Regions from separate parts of the Mus musculus genome. Here region 2 is linked to region 1. The links are chromatin loops, found by intact Hi-C in ENCODE. Cell type or tissue: left cerebral cortex. All regions are shown on one strand. Region 1 overlaps Glis3 (GLIS family zinc finger 3). Region 2 overlaps Glis3 (GLIS family zinc finger 3).

Evidence for each region. A loop is a pair of places that touch in the nucleus more often than their neighbours do. Peaks named below come from ENCODE experiments on the same cell type or tissue, not always from the same donor. Only the 100,000 strongest peaks of a DNase experiment are listed, where the experiment ranks them.
Region 2: it touches region 1 in a loop (2.5-fold over the local background); 4 of 42 quality-filtered maps call a loop at or near these places.

The regions. Positions count from the first base shown.
Region 1 is chr19:28,626,485-28,631,484 of GRCm38, forward strand. The region is part of intron 2 of Glis3 (GLIS family zinc finger 3); the gene reads right to left. Among named protein-coding and RNA genes, the nearest start is that of D930032P07Rik, 49 kb to the right of the region's middle. In left cerebral cortex, a CTCF peak has its summit at 2,232 (motif pointing left); a DNase peak (open chromatin) is centred at 2,206; H3K4me3 peaks cover 213 bases.
Region 2 is chr19:28,377,979-28,382,978 of GRCm38, forward strand. All of the region lies in intron 4 of Glis3 (GLIS family zinc finger 3), which reads right to left. Among named protein-coding and RNA genes, the nearest start is that of Gm35866, 16 kb to the left of the region's middle. In left cerebral cortex, no CTCF peak of the experiment used is centred here; DNase peaks (open chromatin) are centred at 2,959, 3,630, 4,587 and 4,748; H3K27ac peaks cover 814 bases.

The sequences.
Region 1 (5,000 bases):
CTTCCACCTTCTATTAGTTAATTAGGTAATTAGGTAATCCTTACTAGGGTGGGTTTCCTTCCTCAGTTCCAGAAATGCACGGCTGAATCAACCAGGTCATGTTATGCTACAAAAGTTTTGAAAAGTTAAATCTAAAATGATAACCTTGAACGAAAAATTAGAAGAACTACTCAGGGTATCAAGACTGTTGCTGTGATAAAATACCCAACGCAAGACCATTTACAGGAGGAAAGGCTTATTCAGGCTTTGTGCCAGATAAGCCCATCACTGGGAGAAGCATAGACGCAAGCAGGCATGACAGACAGAACAGTAAGCTAAATGATCTCATTCTCCATCACAAGCAGAAGGAATTGGATCTACAGTGAGGTCGTAAAACTCTTAAAGCCTGACCACAGAGAGGGTCTTCCTTCAGCAAGGTCACACCTCCCAAACCTCTCCACACAGAAAAACTTAAGCCTGTGAGGGGTATTTCTCATTCACACCGCAAGCGCCACAACTCCAGGATTCCATGGCCTGTAATAAGTGCCGCTGCACCACTACCGTAACACAATGTATAATGTGAGACAAGGCCAGATGTGTTGCCCAATGCTGGTAAGCCTCGACCTTGGGATGCTAAAGCAGGAGAGGTCTCATGAGTGCAAGGCTGGCTTTGGCTACACAGTGAGCTCAAAGCTAAAGTGATGCATAAGCCCAATGACCTGAGTTCAGATCCAAAGACCCCATGGGAAAGCTGGCTGCAGTAGTATGAATATATGACATCTCGGTGTCATGACAGAGATGTCACTGGAGGTCTGCAGACCATCTATGCTCGGCTAAGAAGCAGTAACCACCAGAGAAACTCTCTCAAACAAAGTCGAAGATGAGGACCAACACTCAAGGTTGTCCTCTGATCACTACTCGGGCGTGCCCTTGAGCACGCATACACACTCAGATGCTCACAATTCAGTACACAGCTGTGGTGTTTGGTTCTGTTCCTGAGATTCTGACCACCGACTAAATAATTAGCTTGATACTTGAAGGAGTCACTAAATCTAAGAGCCAGGTACTTGGCACACAAAGAAAGAATCAGAGGTTTTAGCACAATGCTACACAGCAGAGATACCTGGGACTCTTGTAGGATCAAAGGCCCCGTGAAGACAGAAATCCACAGGAAAAATCACAAGACCAACTCAAGGCGTGACACCGGGTGAAAGCCAAGGAGGTGTGTACGAATTGCCTTCGGGAGGGAACAAGCAAGAGAAGCTGTGCTGATCCAGTTCAAATCAAAAGCAGTAGAGCTCTGCTCACTGTTTCCAACATCTGCATGATCCTGGGGATGGATACAGAGTCACGTCACATCAGATGTTTGCACATGAATCTATCTGCCACCTCACCATCCCTAAGGCTCTGTGTGTGTGTGTGTGTGTGTGTGTTTGACCCAGGAGAGCTTGTTGACAACATGTTATAGATTTTTTGGTTTTTGTTTTTTGTTTCTTAATTCTGAAGCTGAAGAATTATTCTCCCCATACTGATAAAGAACAAAACGGAGAACAGCCAGGACAATCGCCTACTTATGCAGTAATCAAAGCCTTGTATTGCGAGGCACAGAAATGAAGGCGAATTCTGAAAGGCAAATTAGAAATTGGTGGAGGGAATTTCCAGGTGGCAACGAGAAGAAAGGGAAAGGATTGCTCTCTGCGGCTAATGATTCTATCTGAAGAGCTGTGTTTTAAATGTTCATGGAGGTCTAGGCCCACGCAACAGGGAGCACAAGGGAGAACGGGTTAGCACAGAGACCAAGTTGAAAACCAGTGAATGCCAGTTAGACAGGCTAAGTCCTAAGAATACACAGCGCCCCATGCAACGGTCAATCCATGGACGCGTCACAAGATGAAATTTCCCACAAAATCATCTCTAAGAGATATGCCTGAAAAGATACACTTCATGTACATGCTAGCTGTACTGACCGTCACTGAATATGTGTGTGCTAACTAAATGTCTTAGCTCACTAAGTGACTGCTACAAACACAGGCTGGGGTGAGAAGAGCGAAGCAGCTTCGAGCCACAGGTATCTTCCTACAAAGCGTTTCTTAATCTGCTCTGGATGTATGCATACAGGTGCCAGCCCCCAGGCTTACGGCTAAGCACATCTTCGCTCTTAATAATCTGTGAATACAAAGATAGGAAATGAAAAATGATCGTGCTTTCTATCTCGACACAGCCCCAATACAGAAATTACTGGTGCCACCTATTGTTGAAAACACAGAACTGAAGGGCTAACTACCATCCTGAAACTGCAGTTACCTTCCTCAACAGGAAGGCTCAAACTCTGCCTGCTGGGAGAACCAACCAACAGCCAACTGTGCTCAGATAGAAAACAAGCATAGCATGTCACGAAGCCTGTCCACTTTTGCATAATGATTTGTTCATAACTATAACCTAGCAATAATTAACTTCTTTACTGAAGTGGAAAAAAAAAAAAAACACGAGGCAGCTTTGCATGGACTGGTGGCGAATGAGTTATGAAATCAATTGTTGGGTGCAAAATGGTGTTGTGGGTGGTGTGTGCTAATGCACTGCTGTCTATGAACAAAGGGAAGATACTCATGTCTCTATAGAAGTTCTCAGAGAAAGCATGCAAGAAGCCAAGAAAGGAGGATTATGGGTTCAAGACTAGCCTGGGCTACTCGGTAAGCATTCTAACCTCAGAAAGAGAGCAAAAGGCAGAGGGAGGAAGGGAGGGAGGGAGGGAGGGAGGACGAAGCTTGGGAGAGAGCTCGATCCATGGTAAAGCACACACACCAGAGGGCCTGGCTTCTATCTACAGAACCCAGATAAAAATGCCCAGAGAGTAACCTATGTTCGTAGTTCCAGTGCTGGAGAGACAGAGACAGGAGGACCCCCTGGGACTTGATGCTGGACCAATTTGGCCAGCTGGTGACCTACAGACCAATGAGGGACTCTGTTTCAAAGGAGGTAGTCACTGGAGGTTGCTCTCAGTTCGAACTTACTTAAACACACATGGTTGAGTGCATACATGTGAACGAACACACACGCAAGAAATTACTCAAAAAAAAAAACAAAAAACAAAAAACAAAACCCATCAACTATAGTATAGTCATCACCAGTGACAAAGGCTCAACCATTGGAGAAAACTACAAGACTCAATTCACTCAACTCCCTTTCTCTCCATACAGAAATGTTACAACACATCCATATTTCTGGACTAAAGTGGGAGTGGGTGGGAGGGTATGGGGGACTTTTGGAATAGCATTGGAAATGTAAATGAGGAAAATACCTAATAAAAGTATAAATAAATAAATAATAAAATTAATTTAAAATTAGTACTATCTTTACTATAACAGCTGATTTGAAGGTACTATATCTGAAAGAAAGGAAAGGAAAGGAAAGGAAAGGAAAGGAAAGGAAAGGAAAGGAAAGGAAAGGAAAGGAAAGGAAAGGAAAGGAAAGGAAAAAGAAAAGAAAGTAAGTCAACAGCTCTAATGCTGCCTAATTATCAAGACCAAAAGACAAAGGGTTGGGCAAGGAACACAGCTTGTCTGGAAGGGCAGGCAGGAAGGTGGTGTGGGTCATCACCTGACTGGAAAGGAGGCCTGGAAGCTTCCAGAGCGCATGCTACCCCTAGCCTAATGTGTACTCAAGGTACATTTCGAAGTGCCCTGAAGCATATATATTCTCTTCAGATTTATTAAGATATGAAAAAAGATAAAAACATTTCCATATTAACATTTGCTTTTCTAAAAGCTTTCATAGAAAGTTTTTATTACAATATTATTTCTGATTTTAAAAGAATAAGGAAGAAGGAAAGGCTCTAACAACTGATGAAGCTTTTCAGCTATTTCAATAACAACATACATGAGAGCTGAGAAGGAGTTTATACTTGAGTACACATCATATCAAATGTCACGTCTCTTGAATATTGGTTCATGAGAATAATTTCTGTAAACTTACTTATTTCTTAATATCATTCTCCTTAACTTAAGATAATACTGACATTTACACTGAAGGTGGAGCTTTGAAATTTATTCTGAATACTGCCCAATCAAGGTAACAGCAGGAAGAAAATAAATCCCTTAATTTCTGAAGCAGTCCTGCAAGAGAAAGAAGAAAGGACAGGCATACCACAGCCTCTCAGAGTTCCTGAGGAAGGGAGCAAGTGGGGTGGGCAGGCCAAGTAAGCCAACCTCAAGGGACAGCTGCTCAGGCCCGACCCAGTAGTTTACATCTAAATGTTTAATTTTACAAACAAAACCAATCAAGTTTTGTTAGTCTCCAGAAGAGACAAACTCTAACTGATTAATGATTAGGAAAGGAGTAGGAGGAAGTAAGAAGGGTGTGGGCAGGAGGGAGGGGAAGAGTGGGAATGGAGAAGAGGAGGGGGAGGTGCAAAAGGGGAGGGGGAAAGGGAGGGAACACAAATGGAGCTGAGGAGACTAACTCACAACAGAAGCAAACAAAAGCAATAAACATACTGGGACTTCTAAGAGAGACAAAAATCCAAACTGCATCATGATAAGCAGTTTATCTTGCTACTTAATGCCTAGGACTAATTCCCACCAGACAGCAGAAGTTGTAGGAAATGAAGGAGGCTGGGGGGCTCCAGGAATCAGTAGCTCTGACCCTAAAAATTCAGCCATGTTGCCGGCCTGCTCTGAGAATACACCATAGTCCTCCAATCAGCAGCCCAGAGCACAGAAATAAATGTTAAACTCTGTTACAATACTTAATTATCTGCTGGGCCTAGGGAGGCAGGGGAAAGCAACTGTAAAACCAGAAAAGTATTAGTCAGTGAAGAAAAATAAAAGGACAAAACAAAACAAGTAAAAACCCCTCACATTCCAAAGGAGCCCACAAACTAGACTTCCAAAACACAAAAGAATCTACGTCTAAGAGAACCAAATCGACCCAACCGTCAAGTTGTGAATTCAGACCAAGTGAAATTAACGTGTTAGAATAATCAGACAAGACTCTAAGTACACTTACAATGAGCCATGAGTTGA
Region 2 (5,000 bases), 250 kb before region 1:
ATGTCGCAAGACTACAGATTGTTCTGCATGCAATACCCATGGTGCATATCAGGCAGCCTCTTGGGAGGGAGGAAAATGATCCCAAACAAAGGGATTATGGTAGTTAATGAGTCAGACTTTCAGGATTGGAAATTCTGTGGAGCAAATCTTTGGAATCTCCCCATAAATCTTTGAAAGCTCCCTGGTAACAGAAAGCCACAGTCCTCTCAGCAGCACAACTGCCGATCTTCCACCATCGTGTCACAATATTGCCACACACCCTCTTAGCTCCCTGGAAACATAGTTCTGAGGTAAATGTCTGCCATACAACCGCCCAGCTCTGAAGTGAACAACTGTTCAGTTGAGACTCTTCGTGAATGTTTATGTGCCCAGCCCATGTGTAAATAAGGAGGCATTCTGAAGAAAAGGCAAAGAGAAAGGGCCATTTTACTAACTCTCTACTGTATGCCAGGTCATAGAATCTGATGTATTCACAAGAATTTCCTGATTAAAATTATGAATGACTTGGGCCCCCTGTATTAGGGAGGGCATCATGCAGCCTCAAGGGAGGTTACACGTGATGCCTAGCAGTGTGAGCTGGGACCTGGGGAAGACTGAGAAATCCCAAAGCCCCTCATTCCTCCTTCTCTACTCGGAAACCACCAAAGTTTCTAACAGGCTTCTCTTGAGTTCAAGATCTTGCCTGATGCTTCATTTGGTCAAACACGTAACAAACAAGAGTTGGGCTGGATGGTGGGTATCTCAGCAAATGCTAATGAGTTGGGATAGAGTCCTTGTCCTAAAGAAGCCTAGATACAAGGAGGCAAGCATGCCAAGAACTCAATACAAAGTGATATAAAGTAAAGGAAAGTAAAATAAATGACTGCGCAATTCTGAGATGTTACCACGTAAAAGGGGTAACTCTGGAGGTAAGTGTCAGAGTATGAATAGAAACTCTGTTATCTGGCAGTGCTAAAAGAAAGCTAGCCAAACAAAACAAAACACAAAGAAACAAAGAAACAAAAACAACAAAAATAACACCTAAGAATCACCAAGGTCTAAGGGCTGGAAAGCAAGACCATAGGAGAAAGCTGCAAGAAAGCCCCGTAAGCCATGGTGAAGAGCTACAGGGACAGAGGTCTGCACTGGGCTGCAGGCGGCTCTAGCTGAGCCTTGGATCCTACTCTGTATTAATGAACCTCTGTGTTGTGAGCCAGCAAAGGGTAAGTAAGGCCTGTACTGTGCTCTGAATAGATGTGACATTCTCACATTCTTATACTGATTGGTAGAGTTTCAGTGACCTTCAGAAGTTTATGGGGTCAGCAGAGTTTTGCTGTCATGATTGGAAGCAACACCCTCCTAACAGGGGTCTCCATGAAGAACAGGAAGAAGGCACTGAACAGCAGCATCCCTCTCATGCTGGCTTGGTCTTGATATCCCCAATCTTTAGCATGAGAAATACATAGGTTTCTGTGGTTTAGGAGCCAGTCAGTCTAGTATATTTTGTTACTGCAGCTTACAAGTAGTAAAACAGCTATAAAACTAAAATCAGACTACAGAGACCCTCTGAAGAAAACGTTATCCATGGGCTTCCTGTGATACAATGAACAACTCCATTCCAAACCACACATTTGTCTATGGCTTCACAACTGTGTTTTCAGGTCCTGTGATTTGAAATGTTTTAACTTATTACAGATACAATTATAAATTTCAATGTGTGTATCAGTCTGAACACATGAGAAAAATCCCTCATAGTCCCTGTTTGGCCCTCCAAAAACATAAGTTGGTAACCAGTAATCTACACTGTATATTCTACCATCTTTAGTAGTTTACTAGTTCTTTTAACTTGGCCATTGAGACACAATAGTGTTTGCAATCATACAAATCTATTTTACTTATGACTCCAACAGGCAAGAACATTGGGATTTACCAAACAGAAGCCATGGAATAGCTGCTTTCCCTAAAAAAAAAAGAACAAAAGTGTTTTGACTTCATAGGGTAAAAACATGTGAATGTAAGATCACCTGCTGCATTAGACCCCACCGGGGGTCTTCCGGTGATCCTCTGCATTTTAGGGGGTGCTATGTTCAGATTAAAAAACTTTTCTGCATAGTGTGCCAACAAGTCTGACATGACTAGTCTCTCTTCCTCACGCAGACCTTGTGGGAATTGAAATAAGAACCACTAGGACAGTGGTTCTCAACCTGTGGGTTGTGACCCCTTTGAGAGTCACTTGTCAGAAAACCTGCATATCAGATATTTACATTATGATTCCTAGTGGTAGCAGAATTACAGTTATGAAGTAGTAATGAAATAATGTTATGGTGGGGGGGGTTACCACCCCATGAGGAACTGTATTAAAGGGTCACAGCATCGGAGAGGCTGAGAAGCACTGCCTAGAAAGCCACATGAAGGGAAGATGATGTGGAAATCAGTAATACTGAGCATATATGATATGACTACATCTATCCACAAGACTAAGAAGGTAGCAGAGGGCAGATCCTTCCTTCAACTGTCCTCGGAGGATGCTTGCACTGCTGACACCCACACACTAGAAATAGCCTTTGTGCGGCAGGCGTTGGCTTATTGCATGTGACTTGCAGTGATGCTGACACTCAGCCCACGATAAAGTCATGAAAGCACTGTGTTTTGGTGGGTTAGCGGCTGATAATCATTTATTTACCACGCACTCTAATGATCTGCACTCGGCTGTAGGATTTACCACCCTGGGATGATGAGGGAAAACTAGCCCTTGGTGTGCCAATGAAACCTGCCAAGAGTGAGCTGAGCGCTTGTCCACTGGAGCCTCTCAGAACTGTCATTTTGTTCTTTGTCCAAGTTTTTCATAGGAACATAGTTTGAAAGATCCAGTTGTTTCTTTCAGTGTCCCGATGTCCCGCCAAACCAAATTCAATTGATTGAAATATAGCCTGCTGATGCTTTTGTAGGGCTGAAGAAGCGATGGCAACCTTCCACCTCTTTGCTGCATGGTGTAATTGGCCTGCCATAGAGAATTGGGAAATTCTAACACATTCCCCATTTGGCCGAGCTCACCAATTATTCCCCAGTTGCTATCAGAGCCGCAGACTTTCCTTTTTGGGGGTCATTAAGCTTGTCAAAACTAATTTGTCACCACAACTGCTGACCCTCATTGCTCTGACAGCAGTACAAGGATCACCCTAAATAGACTCTTGCATTTCAAGAAAGTAAATGGCTCGTCAGGACCTGCTCTGCTCTTGCTGTGGAGCTGATAGTGGCCTTCTGCCCTCAGAAGACGTGGAAACAGTATCCCTTAAGTGACGAGGGTCACAAAGCCCATGTACCAATCATTCCGCTGTTACAGAAGAAATAAACATGTAAAACGAATAAACGCCTGGAATACAGGACTGAACCTGATATGTGACAAAAATATGCTGTTCTCCAACTATGACAAACTCTGAATATATTACACCATCTCTCCATGCAACCACCCAATGGAAGTCAGGTGGAATTAAACATGCCATAAATCATGAGTCCTTAATAAGCCAGTCAGAATAACATTCTTTGAAAGTTTCTTGATTGTAAATGCAAAAATATTCCAAAGTTAAGGTTGCCAACATTCAAAAGGAAGGAGGAAAGTCGCTCCGAGGAACCAGCATCCCACTCCGAAACCGCACTTTGGGCGCTCACTCATGCTGAGAAGACTGCCCAACCATTTGCTCGAGTTGGCAGTTTTAGGCAGCCTGCGCACAAGTCTCTGCACAGGCAGACAAAGCAGGGTCGGGGATTACGACCCCTATCTACAAGGAGCTCTTTGGTGACTGCCATTCCCAGATGACAAAAAGTTCCATTAAGTCCTTCAAGGCCCAGGGTTCCATTTAGGATATATGAACTAAGGAAACTTACCCCAATAAAAAGAGATGAATTATAATCCCAAGGCCACTTCACATAAACACGGAAGAAAGCAGCACCACTCAAAGCGTGTTCAGTTTTTTATTCCAAAACATATTAGAAGCCAAGGCTAAAGTAATGGGCACCAACTCTCCTCTTGGTGACACGGCAGATTCAATACAACGGTCACTTTTGTAAAGAAGGGGAGTCTGCCCTCATGCTTCACTGGACTCTCCCCCAAGCATTCTTAATTTTCTTTCCTGTTAAAAGGGTTACCAGTTCTCTAATGGAAATTAACACTGTTGGTGAGTAATTGGCCACAGGGTCTGGGCTGCTTGAGAAAGACCCAGGCTTTAGCTGTTTACTCCCATTTATACAAACAAATCTGTAAGCTGACAGTTGGCCACTGATGTCATGCCTCTGAGCGGTTCTGTGCTTGCTTCTTGCTTCTCTCCTGAGAGGAGAACACAGGACAGCTGGGGAGCAGCACAGGGGGGGGGGGGGGGGGAGACTAGGAAGGTGGGGGAGGGGCGAGGCGGCATGCCTTTGGAGTCACAGATGCAGCTGAATTCTAATGATGTCACTTCATTTTCTCTCAGGCAATGGCGACCCCACCTCCCAAGCCATGCACTTTCAATGAGGAGTAAAGCTAAAATCTTGGCAAGGCGCAGAGAGTAGCAACGTCCTGAACCGGCAGCCAAGATCTGGATGTGAATTTTAAGTTGTTTTCTCCCCCACATGTCCAACGAGATCTGTTATAATTTCAGAAAGGGGAAAAATAGATTTATTGATGGCTAAAAAGCCACATTTCAGAGTTGCCAGTGCTAATCAATAACTGGAATTTGACAAAAGACCGTGTTCCACTCAATAATGAAAAGGACACACATATAAAGGCAAGTATAATTACGTGGTATAAATAAGGGAGAAGTTGCCAGAGACTGCATGCTGCCAAGTGCCTCAAATATGCATGTTCTTTGAAAGACTTATTTTTGTGTCTATGGAGGATGAATAAACCTCACAAGGGAAAAAAAAAAAGGCTCTTCCCAAACCTTTGCTCATTTCTGGAACTGCACTCTTTCTACAGGTTCTGCGACGTCTGACTGGGTTTTCCATTCATTTGACATGTCCGCACGTCCGTCCTTATAGAGCTC